2 separate regions of the Homo sapiens genome follow, and region 2 is linked to region 1. A link is a loop called in an ENCODE intact Hi-C map of the cell type or tissue named here. Cell type or tissue: CD14-positive monocyte. All regions are shown on one strand. Links, peaks and the distances in the headings refer to the core of each region. The heading gives the core; the rest is flanking DNA. Region 1 overlaps VEPH1 (ventricular zone expressed PH domain containing 1). Region 2 overlaps VEPH1 (ventricular zone expressed PH domain containing 1).

Evidence for each region. Hi-C counts contacts between places; a loop is a spot of excess contacts. Peaks named below come from ENCODE experiments on the same cell type or tissue, not always from the same donor. Only the 100,000 strongest peaks of a DNase experiment are listed, where the experiment ranks them.
Region 2: it touches region 1 in a loop (1.9-fold over the local background); 1 of 110 quality-filtered maps calls a loop at or near these places.

The regions. Positions count from the first base shown.
Region 1 is chr3:157,466,790-157,472,174 of GRCh38, reverse strand. It overlaps VEPH1 (ventricular zone expressed PH domain containing 1), which reads left to right. Exons shown (of 14, transcript NM_001167912.2): 3 at 1,646-1,861. Among named protein-coding and RNA genes, the nearest start is that of PTX3, 33 kb to the right of the region's middle. In CD14-positive monocyte, for the core only: no CTCF peak of the experiment used is centred there; a DNase peak (open chromatin) is centred at 2,434; H3K4me3 peaks cover 822 bases; H3K27ac peaks cover 2,628 bases.
Region 2 is chr3:157,412,384-157,417,768 of GRCh38, reverse strand. VEPH1 (ventricular zone expressed PH domain containing 1) reads left to right here. Exons shown (of 14, transcript NM_001167912.2): 6 at 3,679-3,888. Among named protein-coding and RNA genes, the nearest start is that of PTX3, 22 kb to the left of the region's middle. In CD14-positive monocyte, for the core only: no CTCF peak of the experiment used is centred there; no DNase peak of the experiment used is centred there.

The DNA of each region.
Region 1 (5,385 bases), core at 317-5,316:
AGTTAAACAAAAATCTGTTACAGGAATCACACAGAAAGAAAGGAGAATGTGTGGATAATATCTGCATGTGCTTAGAATGCCTCTGTATAAACATAAGGATTTGCTGAGCCTGGCTCCCGCTGAGGAAGGGGACTGGGACGGATGAGGAACAGCGCTGACAGGGAGATTAACTTTTAACTGTAAACCCTTTCTTTGCATCTTTTGAATTTTTGTACGATGTTTATGTATTACCTTTCAAAAAAATGTAAACAACTTAAGTTTCCAATTTAGAAAAGGAAAAACAATAAGGCCCCAAAATTGACAAATTTAATTACCTAAAATCTTAGGATGTCATTGAATAGCAGCAAAAAAACTAAAAATAATGAAACGTAGAGATATATTTGCAGCCAAATGTCAAATATTCACTTAATACCCTTAATAGAAAAATATATTGTACCAAAGAAGGATTAAAAAAAAAAAAGATGAGGTCACCTAAAGAAAAATATATATAAGGTACCGTGGGTAGTTCCCAAAGGAGAAAATACAAACAGCCAATAAACACAGAACCATTCAACCTCACTTTTGGGCAAGGAAATTCCTAAGCAAAACAGCGATAAGATACTGTTTCTCACTAATCAAATTAGAAATATTATAAATACTCTGTTCTTGTAAGTGTACAATAAGGAGATCATTCTATTACCCAGCTGGAGGGAGTTCACATTCGTAAAACCTTTCTGGAACATAGTTCAACAGTACCTATTTTGAGCCTTAAAAATGTGCCTGTCCTTTGTCTCAGAAATTTTCACTTCTGGAGGCTCTAGTATATAAATAATTTGCAATGTAGAGAGAGCTTCATGCACAAGATGTTTACTGTCCTATTAGTTATAGCAACAGAAAATTGTTACAGCTGGAGTTTGCTGTAGTGCCGAAAAACCCCATCACTTCCCATCTCTAATCTCACATGATGATGTCAGGCTCTAAATACTTTCCTGCTCTATTATATTTTCAGTTTTGTGAGTCCACCATGTGAAGTTCACAGTCAGACCAATTATCCAAATTAATGCAGTGGGTCTGTTTTTCACATTTAGATGTTTTGGAGGTCCCATTATTTCTCAGTAAAGATGATCAGGTATTTGAGGGAGAATTAAGACAGGGGAATGGAGGAAAACCTGGTTGGGGAAAGGTAAAATGGGTTTTGTAGTTATTTGAGTTGAAAAGGGAGAGATGAAATGATGTGTTCCATTATGTCCAGAAAGAGGGAGAAAACTAATGAGGGGAAATTGAAGGGTAATTTGAAACATTTCACAAAAGTTGCTGAAATGTCAGAGTAAAAAGTAACCCCTGCCCTGTAATGGACTTAGAAACTGAAATAGTCTAAAGATTAAACCCACTTGCAAGTGAATAGTTAAGCGCCTGTGTACTCTCAGGGATCCCTGTCTAAGGGTGATAGTAGAACCTGCTCCATTTTAGCATGTTTGTGTATCTGCCTCTTCCACAAGATTAGGATCTCCAAGGAAGGAAGCCTTTATTGTATTAGGCTTTACACCCTCACCCCTTAGCACACAGCCTGGTGCACCCATTTTCTAAATGACTGAGTTAGTATTTTGTCCTTTGAAGGATAACTTTCTAGAGTATTATTTAACATGAAGATTTTCTTTCCAAACAGGATTACCAAACCAATAACAATGACCAGGCAGTAGTTGAAATCTGTATCACAAGAATCACAACAGCCATCAGAGAGACCGAGTCCATTGAAAAGCATGCAAAGGCCCTTGTGGGGCTCTGGGACTCCTGCTTGGAACATAACCTGAGACCCTTTGGGAAAGACGAAGACACTCCTCATGCAAAAATCGCATCTGATATCATGAGTTGCATTTTACAGGTATGTCAGTGTTCAACATCAGGCTATTTGATACTGAGTTGGCAGCCTAGGTGAACCTGTGATGTCTGTGAACCAAGAGCCAATGCTTCTGCAGCATTTAGATACTGTAAAAAGACACTACAAGCCATCAATAGCTGGGAGGGCCGGTAATTAATAAACTGAGAAAGTTCTGTAGAGCTCCTGCTACGTGCAAGACACACTGTAGGGAATTCAAGTAATACCACTGCAAGCCTCTAATCTGTTTGGAGAGTATACATATAAAAAGTTAACAAGAAAGCAATATGTGCCAAGACCCACAGGAGGAGTACTAAAAAATTCAGAAGAGGAGATCTCTTTCATCCAAGGAGAACACAGTAGAAGCAGAAAATGAACTGAGGGGCAGTGCGCTCGGGACCTAGCAGGGAAAGTGACTAAGTCATTTCAGACATATTTCTATATGTATTGAGAATTTTTCATGATGATATTTGCCCGTTCTGACCACAGTTAATTATTTCCTCTGGTATAAATGTGAATTTGGAGTTTTGGCTCAGCCGCTAATGAGTTGTGTAACACTGCGATATTGGGCAAGTCACTTACATTCTTAAGCCACAGGGTCCTCTATGTGAAATGCACATTAAATGACATTGTCTATGACAAATTTACCAACCAGAGATGTTGATAGGTGTTTCTCAGAAAAGAACTTTGTGATGAAATAAGTTGGAAAACAATTCTTTTTTCCCTTTTGAATGATCACAATGTTTCATGGCATACTAAAGGTTCTGTAAAGTACTGCAATAAAGAAAGCTGGTTAACCTTGTTTAGGCCAGCATTTTCCAGTCTGATTTCACTATGAAACCTCCTTTCTCCTCCCCACTCCCAACACAACACTATGAACATCCCTCAGAACCTGTGTTCCACTGAGCACAGGTCAGGAAATTCTGATTATGTTAAAATGCTTAGCAGTGCATGTTGCAGCTGATATGAGCGTCCTTTATTCTTCTTCCTTTTTTTCCCACAGTTGTTTATGATTAACTGGATCATATTTTACCTTGTCTGCTCAGTCTAGGAATTGATCAACTGAACAAAAGACTCTTCATGCACCACCACACTGTATCTCTTTCATCCCCAGGGTTAAGGGTTGGTGGGGAGAAAATGAGGATTGCAGCAAAATTAACAAAAGATGAATAGTGCTTGATGGAACACCAAAGACCCAGTGCATTTGCTCTTCATTGGTTATCTTGGTATATTATTGATATATATCAGAAACATAGATTATTTCACTCCAATGTGCACTTTAACAGACATTCAGACAATTTAACCATCCTATCCATCTCCCCCTGCAGGTTCAAAACCACTCGTCTTTAGGGCAGCACTATCGAATAGAAATCTAATGCAAGCCACAAACAGAAGTCAAATATGTAATTTTAAATGTTCTCGTCCCAGGGTGAGTGGGGGAACAAAGGTGAAGAGGGAGAAAAAGAATACGAATATATTTATTACCACTGAACTGTACACTTAAAAATTGCAAAGATGGTAAATTATATATGTATATTTTATCTCAATTAAAAAATTAAAAAGGAAAAAAATTCTAGTAGCCACTTACGTAAAAAGAAAGATGAAATTGATTTTGATAATATATTTCTTCAACCCATTATATCCAAAATAGTATCACTTCAACATGCAATCAATATAGCAATTTTTAAAATTTATTTATTTACTATTATTATTGTTGTTATTATCATTATTATTATTATTATTTTGAGATGGAGTCTCGCTCTGTCGCCCAGGCTGGAGTGCAGTGGCGTGATCTCGGCTCACTGCAACCTCCGCCTCCCGGGTTCAAGTGATTCTCCTGCCTCAGCCTCCTGAGTAGCTGAGACTACAGGTGCCTGCCACCACACGTGGCTAATTTTTGTATATTTTTAGTAGAGAAGGGGTTTCACCATATTGGCCAGCCTGGCCTTGAACTCCTGACCTTGTGATTCACCATTTTTTTTACACAATTCTTACATATCTGATGTGCATTTTAGTGCATCACTAAATGGACTAGTCACACTTCAGATGTTCAAGAGCATCCCATGGTCAGTGGCTCCTGTGTTAACACAGTTTTAGAGTAATCAGATAAAGTTTTCTGGGTGAAGATCATGTTTGGAAGGTTTATGAGCAGTGAGCAGGAATTTCACTAGATAGGCTAAGTAGAGTGAGAAGACAGTCTACACAGGAAAACAGCTTGTGCAAAAGTACAGATTTGTGAAATAAGACCAAGATCAGAGAATCGTAAGCATGCTACCTTTCTCAAATGCCCATAATTCTAACATTTATGTTAGATGGGATGTTTTATTCTGAGTAAAGCATTGTGTCTCCTACTTAAAAGGGATGGGGTATGGTGTAAGGAATTAAATGTTTTTGAGAAATTGAAATGCTCAACTCATTGATGATCAAGACAGTGTAAATGAGTTTGTAAGATTGTAGAGAGCAGGGTTCTGAGGTCAAGGGTTGATATTTTGGGAAGCGAAAGAGAAAAGGACTGAAGGCTAGTAGGCTCCTTGGTTAAGAGGGACAAGTTAGGCAGAGAAGTGGGTAAGTCTAGCATGTAGGGCCGGTGTAGGGATGGGGTGTCCATTGTAGGCCCTCAGAAGGAGGCAGAAGCCACTAAAATGGAAAGCCTGAAGGCCTAAAGGCAAACTTGCTTTCAGCAAAGTTCAGCATCTTGTCCTGGCCACCCCTGGAGGTCCCAGAAATGCAGCACCAGGAACTAAAGGCAAACCTGGGGTCATAGCATTTATATTTAGCTATCATCAGATTTTAAAGGGAAATTTTTGGCTTGCAGTAAACATTGAAAGGATGATTTTGGTATTACTTGTAATTTAGGATCCTGTGGGGAACGTGTAGAAATCCAAATGACTCATTTTCTTCTATTTTTTTTTTCAGTAAAATGAAACAATAGGCCAACTTTCAAAAGTTAGACACTCAGCATTTTTAGCTTTACACAAAATGGAAGGAAAACAAACAACAAGAAATGAGTGATTGCCTCTCCACCCATCCCATCTCCCCAGATAAGCAACCCAGGGTCTTACTGTCTGATCAGGCAGAGGCCCAGTCATTTCTTCTTCCTGCACCCTTGGCCATTTCATTTGATTTTTTTTTTTCTGGCCACTTCACTGTCATTTTAAGCTAAATGTGTACACACACACACACACACACACACATACACACACACACACTTTTCTTTTTGTCCCCCAGATTTCCTCTTGTCGGCCTACGCTCAAACCTACTTCAGGTGACCATTCCTTTTCCTCTTTTAGTTGGTAATTATACTTCTTTTCTTGGTCCCTAAATTTGTGAACTTGCCACATTTACCTTAAAATAACTTTTAAAAATTCCAGAACTCACCTTCTACTGATTTTGTATTGAGGAAACTCAATACAAAATCGGTACATATATGGGACATGCACTTGTGAATTTGTTTTTTGGCCTTGGGCCATATGTTTCTACACATCCTGTGTCATTAGACAAGTCTCTCAACTTATGTGTAAAATAGAGAA
Region 2 (5,385 bases), core at 73-5,072, 54 kb after region 1:
TGTACCCTAGTGTCAGGTCCTGCATTTGTTATGGTGGGCTGGAAAGAAGACTTCCAAGAAGTAGAGATTTGAGATCGAATTTGAAAGTATGAGATTTCTCTCTGTGTTCAAGCCACTGTGAGTGATCAGTGCCATGTAGCTGGGTCATGGGGGAAGAGTCTGCAGATAGGCCCATCAAAAAAGACACTGGAATCTGGAATACCACAGCATTGGAATTTTGGCCATGGGCCATGAGAAATTTTTGAAAGTCTCTAAGAGAGACCTGAGGTAATTAGATCGGAGTTTAAGGGCTATGACTCTGGTGGCAGTGAGGAGCCTGAACAGAAGGGACAGAGACTTGAGGCAAGAAGGCCAGTTTGGTAGCTTTTTCAGCTGTCCATGGTTTACAGCCTGAACAAAGTCCATGTCAGCTTGTTCTCTGCAGCCAGAATCTATATTCTTAGTGGCTACTTGGCTCTCAGCAAAGCACAGCATTCCCTGAGTCAGGAAGGCGGCTCCCAATGAGGAAGCACTGAAGACACCAGCCTAAGGAAATGCCCTATGTTTGGAAAATAAAATTCCTTCTAATCCAAGAATAATCTATCTAAAGCCCAAAGCAGACTTGTTTCTCATGTGTGGATAAATTTCAAGAAATACCTGTGTTTTCTATCATTATCATAACAAGCTTTAGGCTATTAGGAATTCAGAGTAAAAAAAAAAACAACTTTTGTTTAATTTGTAAAATTGTTATTATTTAGTTTACATTGTTCAGGGCTTCACTTCCCTTGCTCTTTCTATGGATTCAACTATGCCCAGGTGTATGTATTTGCCTTGAGCTTCTTTCTTTCCTTTTCTCTCTTCTTTCTTTCTCTTTCTCCTTCCGTCCTTCCTTTCTCTTTCTTTCTTTCTGTCTGTCTGTCTTTCTTTCTCTTTCTCTCTTTCTTTTCTTTCTTTATTTCTTTCTTTCCTTTTTCTCTTTCCTTTCTCTCTTTCTTTATTTCTCTTCCTTCCTTCATTTTTTCTTTTTCTTTCCTTTTTAATTGTTCTTTACAGGACAACAGCTAAAACCCATGCTGTGTAGCTTGGGACGTATCACTGGAGTTTAAATTTTAAAGTAAAAGTGACATGACTAGAAGCACATGTCACAAAGACCTTGGTGTTCAGGAAACAGGACCTGAAGAGTAAGGACTGGCAAATGAAACTTTATAGAATGGGGCAGGAAATGTGCAAGCATTTTTCATTGCTAAAAACATGAGGTTAAGTATGTTGCCCTGACCTGGAGCAGCTGGCTGACACTTCTGCCATATATGCCAGGGACCTCGCATGGCTTCTCCTGAAGGACATACAATTGCTCCCTAATGCACAGGCAGCATTTGTAGAACTGTGCATTCATATATGCCATTTACCAGAATCTAGCCCTTTATTTCCTCCAAAAGTACTGGATATGAATCTAAAGTTTAAATCTCTATATAGGATAATTTTAGTTATCTAGAAACTTTCTTCTTTTATGTTCTTGTTAGTTGTTTTGTAGTAATACATGACAGTATATGTTTAAACATTGTGTACAACTCTTTAACTACTATAGGGTGGGGGAGATGTTTTATTCAGATGTCACTCTATATAAATTACACTTACCTTCCTTTGATTTATTGCTCAAAAACTTATTAACTCAACTTGTGGATAAGCTCTGTATAAGGCATTAGGTATCCAATAGTGTACAAGATAGGGATGATTCTTTACCTTGTGGAGCTTTCAATCCAGCCTGAAAGGCATCTAGAGCAGCAGTAAGAAGGAAGCATGTGAAGGACCTGCTCAGGGCCACTTAGGGTACACTGGGAGCTTCCACAAGGGCACTATAGACTGAGAAGGAAGAGGAGAGGAGCTGAGGGAGGTTTCTTAAGGAAATAACAGTTCATCTGAGGCCTCAAGAATGATCAGGAGCTACTCAAGCAAAATAGGGGCAACAAGAATTCCAGGCAGAATAAATCACATGAGTAAAATCCCAGCTGCAAAAGAAAATTTAGCAAGTTAAGAATTTTTAAAAAAAATTCATCATAATTGATGTGTGATGTGTAGTGGGAACTGGACTGCGGGAAGGTGGACCAAGTGGGCAAGAGACTGAATGTGGGAAGATGGATAGGAGTCAGGTATACAAAAAAGGGCAAGTGACTGTAGGGTTTTAAGGCAGGAAAAAACACCATTGTGGCTAAAGCTGAGAAGAGATTGGATGGGCAAGACTGAAGACAGGGAGACCTGTTAGGAGGCTGTTGGAATAACCCATGTGTGGGATGCCTGGGTCAGTGATCTCAGCTCCATGTCCCGCTGAGAGAGGCCTTCCCTGAACCTTTGCCTAAATTAGAGCCCTAGGACAGTCTTTCACAGAGCCCTACATTTTCCCTGTATGGGATTTATTAAAATTTATAATTGTTCATTTCTGATGTGATTATTTCTTTTACTGAATGTCTCCTTTACTAAACAGTGAATCTTTTCAGACTTATTGCTATCCCCATCACCTACAGCTTGCAAATAGGAAGGACTCAATCAGTATTTGTGAATGAGTGAATTAATGGATAAATATAAAGAGAAGGGAGTGAACAGATCTGTGGGATTCTTGGGCATTGGAATCAACAGGACATGATGATTGCTTGGATAACAGCTGCTGGTAAGGGAGAAACAGTTTCTAGTTTGAGTAGCCAGGTGGATAATGGTGTCATTTATGAGAAAAGGAGGCACTTAGGGCCAGAAGGGGTGGTGGGAGAAGCAGGTTTTTGGCAGGGGGTGGATTATGAGTTCAACTTTGGGCAGATGGTGCTGTGTATCAGATTTGGTTTTAATACTGGAAGCTACATTTAAAGTCTACCCTACTCAAAAAATGACAAATCAATAAAGTAAATAAAACACAAACAAAAGAAACAAACAAACAGAAATATGGATGGGCAAATCTGTTTCACTTTTGTTGTTCAGTTTCCCACAGGTTTCCCTTTCTAGTTCTTCTATTTTAGCCAACAAAACAATTCATCAAATTATCAATATGTGATGTATTAACATAGAGTCTTTATTCCACAAAAGAATTCCATTTTCTCAGATAAATTTCACCTTTACATTCATATAAGCATTAAGAATCAAGAAAAAATATTAAGATAATGTGACTATGGTATAAATCATTTTGCTTTAATAATTTTATCTTATTATTACATTTTTGTGATCAAAATGGAAAATTGAAGAAAATGTGGGAGATCTTTTCTGCTTTCTTATTTTTATTTATTAAACATTTCTAAACTGGATTTCTCCATTTTGAAGGCTTTGATTAAAGTCAACAAAGATCTCCTACCTACTTAAATTGTCCTTTAAATTGCAGCTTTCATGGTGGTTGGAGGAAATGTAGCATTCCCAATGAGGAAATAACACATCAAAACTTGATTTATGAATAGTAACACTGAAGCATTATTTTAAACTTCACTCTTCAACAGCAAATCACAGATTAAAAGGAAAAGGAACTAAAGGCTCTGAAGATTTTATTGTAAATTTTAAATTCTAAACTTGGGAGATTTGCCTGAGTACCAAGGAGGGTAATAATCCCAGAATGTGTTGAGTTCAGGTTTAATGCAAAAAAAGTTTGCTTTCAAAATTAATTCCAATTTAATTAACTTTTCTCTTTCTTCCTTCTTTCTTCCCTCCTCCTCTCCTCTCTCTTTATAGGTAGTTCAGAAGTGTATTCCTTTCCTAATTGGGCATTTGAAGGATTCAACCCATAATGACATCATCCTAAACATCCTCATAGAGATAGCAGTCTATGAGCCAGTGGCTTTGAACAGTTTTCTTCCAATGCTGAAAGAGATTGGTGAGAGATTCCCCTACCTCACTGGACAGATGGCAAGGATTTATGGAGCTGTTGGGCATGTGGATGAAGTAAGTTTGGCTTTTTTCTCTCCATTCCCCTGAATTGCACTGGCACTTAATCCAACCTATTTAATAGGTTGGATTATTATGACGTGCAAATTTGTCCTGGAATTTCTGGGAGTTCCAATTTCTCTTTGACATACAAATTTGTCCTGGGATTTCTGGGAGTTCTATGACATACAAATTTGTCCTGGGATTTCTGGGAGTCCCAATTTCTCTTTCAGTCCTTTTACATGGACAATGGCCTCTGAATCAAGTAGCAGGGTTATGTGGAAGGTTTAGGAAGTGAGTCTTTTATTGCTGCTGTGTCACCTGAAGAAGGAGGGTTAAAATGGAGAGAGCACTGAAAGATTCAAGACCACTTTGCAGTAACAACAACCAATAAAAGAGCTGTATCTCATTTCAGGTTGCAATTTCTCTTAACCCAGGAGACCATCAGTAAGCACAGAATTAGATTTCATAGACTACCCTTTAATGAGAGCCCATAGCTATCATGTCAATAAGTGCCTGGGTTCAGAATGTTTTCAGTCCTCTGAATGTTATTTGGGAGAGTGAAATAAACGTTTGTGGATGTTTAAAAGTACTAGGCTAAATATTTGCATAATGGCATCTTTCAGTAGGGACAACAGGATGCCATCAGAGTTTATGGGGATTAAGAAAGTTTTCAGAAATTCAGGTTTCAAAGACATGCATGTCTCTCTGATGATTTCATGTTGGGATTTAGGATTTTTATATATTAAAATAAAAACAAATCTATAATTGACTGAGAGCTTTTCCTTGAACCCATTTATATATAATATAATTAGCTATTCAATAAGTATAAAATTGTCCAACTTTTAAAAGGAATTTCATAGTTCATTGAGTTCAATCCCTTGATTCTGCATAAGACAAAATTAAAAACAGAAACATTATGTGACTTACCCAAACTCAGATTGAGTGAGTAACCCAGTTAGAATTAGATCTTTGGTATCTTCAGAATCCATTTTCGAATTTTGTCTTAAAATGCATCTTTGGTGCTGTTTGATTATATTTCTTCTGAGAATTATAGTGAACCCCTTGAGTCCTGCCTGGCTTCCTCCTGGGTGAGGCTCTTTCTCCTCTAGCTTCCCAGAGGAGGGCGGGAGAACTGAGTTCCCAAGCCTGCACCTGTCAATGTGAGGATGGATCTTCAAAGGGGATTTCTCTGGTGTAGATGTACTCTTAGTATAATCCCTTTCTATGCACTGCTGTTGGGAATGCCTCACCACACTCTGCCTTCTGTTAATGCTTTCCCTTGCTTGTCACCTTTTCTGCCAAGAGAACCCACTGGTATGCCTGAGTGTTATTAGGCCAACTTTGCCTGACAGCTGTTTAACTGAATCTGCTGACCTTGCAGATCTTTGCAAGAACCAAAAAATTCAACCTCTGAGGTGTGAGGCCATCAAATCTTTAAAAAGTGAACTCTTTCTGCAATTTAATGGTAATTCTTTTTGTCACAAATGATTCATTAATGTATAGTAATGCACA